3 separate regions of the Homo sapiens genome follow, and all the other regions are linked to region 2. Evidence: chromatin contacts called from ENCODE Hi-C data. All regions are on one chromosome and are shown on one strand. Each heading gives the region's core, a stretch centred on a gene start or an enhancer-like site at or near the end of the contact. The rest is flanking DNA. Distances are from core to core; before and after follow the strand shown.

Region 1 (3,420 bases), core at 14-2,513, 600 kb before region 2:
TTTACATATAGTAAGCAACAGAGCGTAAAATCAAGCAGCCTGTGCTTTCCTTCATTTTGTTACTTTGCCTTTGAGTTCTCTAGAGTCTATTTTAACACAAATTCTATGGGTAGTACTAAAAGCATGCCACAAACATTTGACAGTGAGAAGTATTCTCTGCTCTTTGGGATTTGTTTTATTTTGTTTTTTAGTTTCTTCACAGCTTTATTCTCAGCACCTAGCCCCGTGCCTAACAGATGGTGGACACTCAGTAAATATTGATTGAATGAATAAATGCTGCCATCCCCACAGCCAGTATCACTATACTTTAAAAAACAGGCTGTGAAATTATCTCTTTTTTATATTGCATCAGTCTGCTATTCTGCAGACTCCACATTGATCATTTTCCAGGCAGCATCTTATTTGGTTTCCTCTGGCAGGAGCTACAAAAAGATTAAGAGAGGGAGGAACCCAAGGGGAACTCCCAGCTGTCCTATCTAATGTTCTATCTCAGTTCTTCACTGGTTGAGAGTTTATTATCATTTTAACAATTATCTGGGACCCACAAGTAAGAGGTCGGCCACAGGCAATTCTTAATTGTGGGAGCAGTGATGATGCTTTGCATAAGCTGACTCTTGCCATGCAAGAGAAGCAGCCCGAAACGAGAGTGGTCAATGCCAAACTGGGAGGAGTTGTGTCTGACTAAAGAACAGATGTTCTTGTGTATAATTAGTAGAGACTTGCAGTGACCTAGGTGGTTATTTAACTCAAAAAGGAAACAGCCAAGAAGCCAAATTTGGATAATTTTGAGGGGATTTCATGGTGAGTCATTGAGCAGACTTTAACAATGACACAAAAAGAACAAATTGGTAATCTAGTGTTTATAGTGATGTATGTAGAATTAACATCAGGACAACTTAAAACCAATGACACTTTTTGTCTGGATCCTTACGCTTTCACAAAATAAACTAGTACCTAGCTTATCTGAATTATAAGCGATAACAAAAGCTACAAGTAACCAGAAAAGCACGTTTGGAAGATGCTTATCAGTGACATTTTCTACAAATTATGACAAATGTATTTGAGGAGTAGTCTTTAAGATTCCTGGCATATGCAGATGTCTATCTGTATCACATGATAACCATGACTTTGGAAACCATTATATTTCTTTCAAATGCCAGACTGAATCCAGATATGAATGCTTGGACAGCTTCAAATAATGAAAATAAGAGTGTGCTAACATTGACTGCAGTGTACGAGATAAAAAGTAGGGCAGAGAAGGAGCAAACATAGACCCCCCAAAAAAGGCCATTGGCAGGAGCTACAGAAAGATTAAAGGGAGATGAAAGGGAGGGAAGGAGCCCGAGGGGAATTCCTAGCTGATGCTAATTGTACCATAGCCACCAGCTACCTCATTGGGTTCCTTTGTGGTTAGCACAATGGGGTACTGGTTGCTGTCCTCCAGGGAATTCTGCACAGCTCTGAAAAGAAAGCATTTCATGTATTATATGAGGTTGAGAGAAAGGTGAATAAAATAAGTTGGAGATATTGTCATATTAAGAGGAAATTAATATCCATTTTAATTAAAGGTAATCAATATTGGGAGATGTAGCAGGATGCAGAAAGAAGAGAGTTGCTAATTTCAATGCCATTAAAAAGCTGTGACCATAGGCAGGTGCCAGCACAGACAGACATCAGCTGCATGTACACCTGCTGTTCCCTGTGAAGTGGAGCAGTGGTTTCTGTCAGGTTCAAAATCAAATCATGAATTTTGCCTACATGTTGTCAAACTACCTGGGATAGTTTCCTCCCTCTTGGCAGCCCCTGACCCAACTAGCATTGTCATACCACTTTGTAATAATCCAAAGATTCTTCATCCCAGGTCTGTCCATTTCCGAGAGGCCCATGTCCCGAAACTGTTCCTCTCCCCCTGCTATGGACTGAATTATGTCCCCAACAAATTCATATGTGGAAGTTCTAAGCTCCAATGTGATGGTATTTGCAGATGGGATTTTTGAGAAGTAATTCGTTTTAGATAAGGTCATGAGGGTAGAGCCCCCACGAAGGGATTAATGCCCTTATAAGAAAGAAGAAACACTAGAGAGCTTGCTTTCTCTCTCCAGCTGCCTGAGGACACAAGAAGGCAGCTGTCTGTTACCTAAGAAAAGAGCCCTCACCAGACACTGACCCTTCTGGCCCCTTGATCTTGGACTTTCAACTTCCAAAACCATGAGAAATGAATTCCTGTTGTTTAATCCACCTACTCTATGGTATTTTGTTATGACAGCCCAAGCTGACTGAGACACCCTCTCTGCCCCATGCCATCCAAAATCACACTAAAGCATAGAAAGTGTGTGGTATATATATATATATATATATATATATATATTTTTTTTTTTTTTTTTTTTTCATTTAGGTAGTTAAACCATCCGGGTTCTTCGTAGAGTAGGTCATGCAGACTTGGCCAAGGGTACACAACTGCTCTTCATCTCACCCACAAAATGAGAGATTTAGCTAAATGATCTATAAGTGTAGTCCTAAACTGCCTGACAGTACCGGAATCTTTCTCCAGAGCTGCTTATTTGCCAAATGAATATAATTGGCATAAAGCCTGCAGGAAAGATCTTGAGAAGGGGAGTCCCCAGAATTCATTCATGTACTTCATGGCATTTATCTCTGCCATCGTGATAGAAAAACAAGGCTTAGCAAATTGACCCTCTGCTTCTGCAGCTGCTGACCCCTGGTAATGTTAGAACAGAAGCAAGCTAACCCTGGAGGCTTGGACTAATTCTAGCAATGATAAATACAGCTTGCTTTGTGGCTGTCACCCTGCCTAGAGGACTGAATGGCCAATGGTAACAACCATTGCGCTTGTTATGCACTGCTCAAGTCTCCCATTCTGCTGAGCCGATGCTGGCAGTGCCTCTGCAGAGGAAGAGTCAAGCCCTTCAGAATCTATGGTTTCGGGTAATTGGGTGCTGCACCTCATTATGGTCATTACCAGGATGATATCTCCTTAGGGATTTCCTTTAGGGAAAGCAATCACTTTAGCAAAGTCTGAAAGGCAAGCATCTTTATCTGGTTCCTGTCATCCCAGATGTCAAAAACATCCGTGAAGCTGTGTTCTAGGGTATTATGAAAATTACTCCAAGGCATTTCAAAAAAATGGCTCACACTCTATTCTGGGATCTCTTCACTCTTTTATTTCAGTCCCTGACTAAAATGTAAGTGGTGTATGATAGCAACACTGTACTCCAAAAAAAAAAAAAAAGAGAATTTATCAAGCAGTAGGTTAAGAAAGCAATTTAAATGACAGTTCTTTTTCCTTCTTCTCACCTTTGCCCATGCAACTTTGTTCTTGTTCATCTACATTCTAACAGAATGGACCTAACCTAAAAGGAACTCTGAAATCAGTGACAAATGTGAGTGACTTAGACATGT
Region 2 (3,547 bases), core at 584-3,083:
GCATCCTTCCTTCCGTTTAAGCATTTGTTAAAAAATGGAAAGCATTTCTATTTTCTTAACTTTTTCTTTCATTTAATGTCTTTTTTAATTTAGAGTTTATTTGAGCATCCAGTGATTCATGAATCAGTCAGCACTAGACCACAAGCAGTTCAGTGCTCCACTGTGGAGGCAAAAAGGGAAAACTTTTGTAAGATGTTTGCAGACACAAAACAAATAAAAATATTTGGTTAAATTGGGAAGTCCCTAGTGAGAAGTTGGTTGACAGTTTCTAGTTGGTTAAGCTTAAGTTTTGTTTTCTGGATTTAACGTCTTGTTTCTATAATTATAAAATGAATACAGTCACTTCAGAAACCTAGAAATGTATAAAGTAAAAATTTTCCACAATACTCCACCCAAAGATAACTTTTTTGAGTATGAATTTGTTCTTCCTCAAAATACGCGTTTTAAACAATTGATATCAAAATGCATCTTGTTTATTTGGCTTTTGAAACTGTTATAACACAACTTATAACATTGGAAATACATTATTTTATTAATACAAAGTAGTTTTCATAGTAAAATACCAAATTAATTAAAAGGCAGAATGAAACGTACCATATACATGTAGACGACAAATGAAAACTGTCAAAGTATCCTTCTCTCTAAAAAGCCACAAATTACGTTCTTTGAAGTAAGTATTGGGTTTTATTTCCTAAACTATACACATCAATATCACCTCCTGAAGCTTTTTACCCAGTTTCACGGTTGGTATTTCGGACATGCAATGTTCCATGCTGTCAAACTTGGAATGCCTCGTTTGGATACAGGGAGACAAAGACTTGGAGACCCAGAAGCCTGAAAGTGGTTCTTGACCGACTTTGTCCACTCAAATTAAGGCATCATGCAGCTGGTCATCACTTACATTGCTGGTTGCACGCAGGCACACACACACCAGTGCTCACAGCCAGCACTTGTTAAGAATGGTTGAGCTGGACCAAATGGTATACGTGTCTTTCATCAATATAAACATGGACTGCATTCATCTGGACACGGGCCTTTCCCGCCTACCGAGCCTGCCCACCACCCGAAGTTTAAGCTCATCTTGGAGGACCTGACACTCAGGAAGCCGTCTCCCGTTGTTCCACCGGCTTTGTGGCCCCAATGTCTGTATAAGCTGCTGATTTGCCTTGGGAAAACAAACCAGCATCGATTTCAGAGAAATTACTGGATAATTTGCGCTGTGAGGCGCCTAGATCGCAAGGCGCACTCCGCAAATGACAGCCGCTCCCGTGCACTTGTCCAGTCATTCGGGTGGCATACTGTCCGGGTGGAAGCCCGCCAAAATAATCCATTTGGAAGGGACGGAGGGCTTCGTCAGAAATTGCCTTCTTGTAGCTATGAGACATTGAGCAAAACAGATAAGAACTGGGGCAATGGAGGCATAAACATTAAGGCTAGGATGTATTTTTGGGGAGAAAGCGGCGGCTAGCAGGGACGAAGCTCAACTTCATGCGCCGCGCCCCGGAATGCTTTGCCTTTAGCCACTAGCGGAGCCGCCCGCCTGAGGGAGCCCTCCGGGAGTGAGCGCACGCAACCGTGCAGTCAGATTCCTCCGCCGACCGCGGCCCTCTCTCCTCGGGCTTTGCCTTCGCTCTCTAGCTTTTCTTCTTTCACTCCCGCTCGCCGACTCCAGCCCGCTGGGCTCACGCTCTGCCGGACACCAATCCCGGCGGCCCTGCCCGACGGAGCTCAAGGCTAGGCCTGGCCTTGTCCGCGGAGTCCGCCCCTCGCCGCCACCGGGATCCGCCCCCGCGCCGACACGCACTTCCGGCAGCGCCGCGGCCGGGAGGGACCGAGCGGGGAGCAAGGCCTGCGGGGAGGCGCAGGATGGACGCGTTGGCTGTCATGATGTAGGACCTCCTGACCTAGAACCATGCCCGGCGCAGGGAGAACAACGAGCTTACGGACCGGGTGCGGGGGCTGCTGTGCGAGAAAGCCTACCTGCTGGCCCGGGAGCGTTCGCCGGCCCACCTGGTGGCTTTCCCTGGACGTTTAACGGCGACTCCGCCCGGCCTCCCGACTTTTTGATGCAGGCGTTCTCTTACATGACTTTCTTCGAGGCTAGATTCTCGAAAGACATCCTGAAGGTGGCTTTCTTAATTAGCTGCCTCACCGGCTGGCGGAGCAGTTCGTAGTCGCCTACATCGAGAGGGAGAGCCCCGTCCTGGCTCAGTACTGGGGCTTCGTGGACGCGCTGTAGCGGGTCTTCGCCGTCGTGGGTAGGAAACAGTCGGGCCGGATCCCCGGTGTCTGGGGAGCGGCTGCCGGCCGGGCCCGCGCGAGCCGCTTCACTCCTACAAGCCCGGCTCACTAGTTCCAAGCTGCTGGACTTTGACCCTCGCTGGGAAGCTTGATCGCCGCCTGTTCTCGCCAATCTCTATGCCTTTGCACTGCCCAGCAACCCGGTCACTGCCCAGGACCTGTTAAAAGTTGAATGGACCTCCCAGAATCACGCCGCTGCCACCGCCGTTTCTAGAGACGGCTTTTGGCCACCTTTGAGAATCAGGGTCAAACTTGGAAGGGCCTGCATTTGTCACACTTCCTCGGACACTAATTTGGATAGTTCAGGCCCAGAGACGGCTTCCCGGGTTAGTGTGCCTGACAACACTGAAGAAAAATTGTGACATTTTCCTTCCCCAGAATTACTTCGTTTTATACATTTCACTTCTCTTCTGAAATCACAGCAATGCCAGTTTGCGCCTTTTGGTCTGAGGAACGCAGGCCCTGGCCACTACCAGGAAAAAGTATTTACTTTTAAAACTTGAATGTATATCTTTACCGTATGCCTAGTACAGTAGTGCTTGGAAGAAACAGATTAGTAAGACAAAATATATGTCTTCAAGAACACTTACGTTCTGAGAAAGAATTCTGAATGCAGATTCTAATGTCTGGTAAAATGCTTTACAGTGTAAAGAATGCATATATGATTCTTATTTTATGGCATTTTAAACTTTCCACCCCACGGTTTTAAAGTGTTAATATATGTTAAAAATATATGCAATTTATAAAGGAGAAGGAAAGCCCAGCTTGATTTTTGCTGCCAAAGATGGTATATTTAAAATTAAACGTAACTAATGGCAAAAAATAATGGGAATGGTGCAGTCTTTGAGCTGTATCCAGTTGGCATTATTCTCTTGGACTAAAAGGAATAGTATTAACTTCCTCACTTTGGGTAAGCCACTTTAGATTTTTGGGCTGCAGTTTTCTCAGGTAATTAGAGACTTTATATTATGAAAGTTTGGTTCACAATTCTTTGAGTCTCTTTTGGGAACAAAGAAGGTAAGAGGAGGATATGTGCCCTCCTCTCAATCAAGGGGTTTCTTGAAACCCTCTAAGGAGAAAAATCTGAAACTGCCTTTCCTAAAACGTTCATGGGTTTGTCATTCTGATGATCAATATCGTCCCACTGAAGTATCTTTTTGAATTCCTAGTTAGGAATCTTTATGTTAAGATAAACTGATCACTCTCTCCTTCGTGGACAGTTTATCTACCTAAAGATGATAGGGGA
Region 3 (3,461 bases), core at 846-3,345, 740 kb after region 2:
ATACACCACTTCCAAAGCCAGTGTGGCTAATGTGTCTGAAACTCACAAAATGTGAAATCCGGACTGAGATTCAGGGTCTTGAGGGCTGTGTTCAGATTTCACACCTGAGTGGTCCTGGAATGACAGTGCAGTGGCCACTGAAATCATTTGCAGAAGTCCTAGTGGAAGGAAGTGAGATCTGCCACTGCAGGGTGGACATCTGCTTCCCAGGCAGCCTGTTGCCGATGTGTGGCAACCGTGTCAGATGCTAAAATGCTCTTGGCCTGCCAGCTTAGAAATTATGTGACTGTTGACAGGCTTTTAAAAGTTAGGGTGATTTGCATTATTTTAAATTCTGTGCATAAAATTACACTTTTGAAAATATCCACTTAAAATTTGCATAAATTTTTGTAATATGCGAATATACTGATTTTAACTTTTTTTTACAAAGCCCAGCACGATTTATGTCACATCAGATACTCACTAAAAAGTTGTTAATAAATTAAAGAACATAAGCTGATGATGAAGGCATAGACCGTTTCCAGAAACCATTCTCATCAAATCAGACGGATCAGATTCTTCTATCTTGGGCATTTTGGGTAAATGGAGCCTTCCAGATTTGATAAGGATGTTTGCCACAATGACAGGGCAGAAGGGTCACTTGTGTACTTCATCCACCAGAGCTGGCATCACAGCCCTGTTTCCACCTAACACAGCTGAGGGACATGAGATGCTTCCCAGTTGCACGACCTCATTGCCGTCATGACTCCTATCCAGCTCCCCTAAAAGTCAGCCAAGGAAATTCAGCCTGCAAAAGCAGCCCTCCTACTGGAGGTTTTAACATTTTAATTAATCAAAATGTTCTCTGCACCAGAAAATGAAATGTATATGTAATACTGCCTTTGCCTCTAACACCAATGTGACAATAAATAAAGATGTCCTTACGTGTAGGATGCCTTCTCCTTCTAGAAAACAGAATACATAAAACTTGTAATGTCAGTGGTTTGTCATTGGGGGATTTGGTTGAAAGAATTGTTTTGCTACCATTTTCCTTGCTATGGGTGTTTCTTTTGGATTTTATGGCCTTTAAAAAAATATATGATGAAGAGCTTAAAGATTTCATTCAAGGTGCTTACAGATATACTGTACCCTCAAGTTTCCAAGGCCAATATGTTCAGATATGTTCAGCTCTGTGTCCAGCTGCAGGGTCTGAAGAGGCCCTGGACCACAGCACTGGAAGACTTGGCCATGGATCTTGAGTCTAGCAGCACTCAGAGAGGAGTAACCCATCTCCAAAGAAAAGTCATTGCTTGCCCTTCCTATAGAGGCAATAAACACACTGGAACCTGGTTGATTCCCTGATGAGATGCAAGTCCACTGGTAAGTCTATCTGCCTTTAAAAGTCAGAACGCCACAGCCAGGGGAAGGCCAATTTTTCCAGAGTGCCTGAGACAGCCAGACCTGCCAGTTGTGGACAGCGTGTGACCTAGGGCTGCCTTTCCAGTGAAACGACCAAACAGACTTGCGACACGAGGCAGAGCACCGTCTGCTTCCCATTCCACAGATTAAAAAGAAAAGTATTCAGCCAGGTGCAGTGGCTCACACTTGTAATTTCAGCACTTTGGGAGGCCAAGTTGGGAGGATTGCTTGAGGCCAGGAGTTCAAGACCAGACTTGACAACACGGTGAGACCCTGTCTCTACAAAAAAGAAAAAATTAGCTGGGCATGGTGACATGCACCTGTAGTCTTGGCTACTTGGGAGGCTGAGGCAGGAGGATCACTTGAGTTCAGGAGGTCAAAGCTGCAATGAGTTATGATCGCACCACTGCATCCCAGTTTGGGTGACAGAGAAACCCTGTCTCTATTGTTTTGTTTTTTTTTTTTAAAAAGAGGAAGAATATTTTTTAGAAACTAAAGGATTTAATTTTGTCTGAAAATAACATAATGGTAGGTCCCTGATTTCTTCTCTGCCCTCTCACCCATCCTTCCCACCTCTGCTCTACCCTGACAAATGAGAAGGAAAATCCTTTATGGAAATGTTCTTTAAAAATATGTCTGTTTCTTCACAAAAGCCTCACAAAACAAAACTGAAGCAAGTGAGTCATAAATGGTAAACCACAGTCTGCATGACTGGGCCTTGAGTTATTTTTAATCCCACTAAAAACGGAGACCCATTTCACAAGTAACCTTCTCTTCAATGAAAGGGGTAGCAGTTCTACTGTGTTCTCTGCTGCAAAAAGGAGGAAATAAAAAAAATGCAGTCGGTCCCCAAATCCAATTATGTGATTGCTCTCACCCACTGTGTAATCTGTGACAGTCACCGACCAAGTCCCATCAATTTATCTGGCACTGACTGAGAAGTTACTCCACCCAGGACCTGTGCTTCCATAGTGACTTCTGCTGGAGAAGCAAGGAAATGTTCAGAGATGGCTTTTCAGCTGGGAACGTTGTTTTCTTCCCACGATCACCTGTTCTCATGCCCTGCGTACTGAACGTGCTTGAAGCTATCATTTCTCAGCTGCACTTTCTTCTCTTGATTTTGATGCTTCTGAGTCTACTCATTCCCCTTCATTTCCATTTCTTTATCCACAAAACAAAAGTAAAAAGCAGAACAAGAGAGGCTTCACCATGATGTGCAGGACAACTGTCTATTTCCGTATGGGAACAGGAGCTCCTCAGGAACGCTCCTCTCTCTGACAGCAGGCACTCAGCACATGCTGTTTCTTAGATGCCAAGTCATATTGCTCCTCAGACATGGGCATGGCCTGTCTGCTGCACTGTCTTCTGTTTCTCATACCCTTATTATCCAGAATTCATAAACGAATATCTGCAGTTTTCTAATTTTAGCTATTGGTCTTCCCTCATCACAAGCAGTCTCTTAACCAATTTTATATAAATATGGGAGATGAAGCACACAAGAGTCAGAGATTGTCCACTGCTTAGTGGGCTATCGAGAGGGTTAGAAGTTGAATGAAGAGCCTTGGATGCCCCACACCTGTGTACTATCCAATAACAGTAGCCACTAGCCACACTACAGAGCACCTGAAATGTGAAGCGTGCAAACTGAGATGTGCTATAGTACCTCCTGGATTTTGATCACTTAGTAGAAAAAGCAGAATGTAAAATATCTCCTTAATAATTTTTTGAATCTTGATTTACATGTTGAAATGATGTTTTGGATCTATTGGGTGAAATAGAATATGTCGTCAAAACTAATTTTACTTGTTTCTTCTGATTACGTTAAATACGGCCAGTAGAAACTTTCAAACTCTGTAAGTAGCCAGCATTCTGCTTCTGCTGGGATGGTGTGTGTCCAGAAGAGTGCTGAGCCCATGGCCTCTCTCCAGACCCACCCTGGGTGCAGGAAGAGGCTGGGTGGCTGGATCCAATTAACATGACTCTTGTGGAGTAATGATAACAGGGCTTGAGTAGCCTGGATTACACCCTGCCCCAGAAATCCAATAACAGAAGGCGTGAAGACA

The links. A loop is a pair of places that touch in the nucleus more often than their neighbours do. Pooled maps may share reads with other maps.
Region 1: a pooled map shows a loop between it and region 2 (5-fold over the local background). The contact joins the enhancer-like site here to the promoter of LINC00667 in region 2. A Hi-C loop is called at or near these places in 3 of 37 single-sample maps with no recorded cell type and 3 of 50 pooled maps.
Region 3: a loop to region 2 is called in a pooled map, with 12 times the contacts of the local background. The contact joins the enhancer-like site here to the promoter of LINC00667 in region 2. A Hi-C loop is called at or near these places in 4 of 37 single-sample maps with no recorded cell type and 4 of 50 pooled maps.

Annotation. Positions count from the first base shown.
Region 1 is chr18:4,639,133-4,642,552 of GRCh38, forward strand. No RefSeq gene overlaps it. Among named protein-coding and RNA genes, the nearest start is that of DLGAP1, 190 kb to the left of the region's middle. Within about 2 kb of position 1,264, at least 2 of the 41 ENCODE cell types and tissues checked have a DNase peak (open chromatin) inside an H3K27ac peak, as active enhancers do.
Region 2 is chr18:5,236,267-5,239,813 of GRCh38, forward strand. It overlaps LINC00667 (long intergenic non-protein coding RNA 667), which reads left to right and starts at 1,834. Exons shown (of 3, transcript NR_015389.1): 1 at 1,834-2,783. LINC00526 (long intergenic non-protein coding RNA 526) reads right to left here and starts at 1,763. Exons shown (of 1, transcript NR_026849.1): 1 at 458-1,763. RefSeq lists a silencer at 1,780-1,949 and an enhancer at 2,170-2,349.
Region 3 is chr18:5,973,121-5,976,581 of GRCh38, forward strand. The region is part of intron 16 of L3MBTL4 (L3MBTL histone methyl-lysine binding protein 4); the gene reads right to left. All of the region lies in intron 1 of LOC121725015 (a long non-coding RNA gene), which reads left to right. Among named protein-coding and RNA genes, the nearest start is that of TMEM200C, 79 kb to the left of the region's middle. Within about 2 kb of position 2,096, at least 2 of the 41 ENCODE cell types and tissues checked have a DNase peak (open chromatin) inside an H3K27ac peak, as active enhancers do.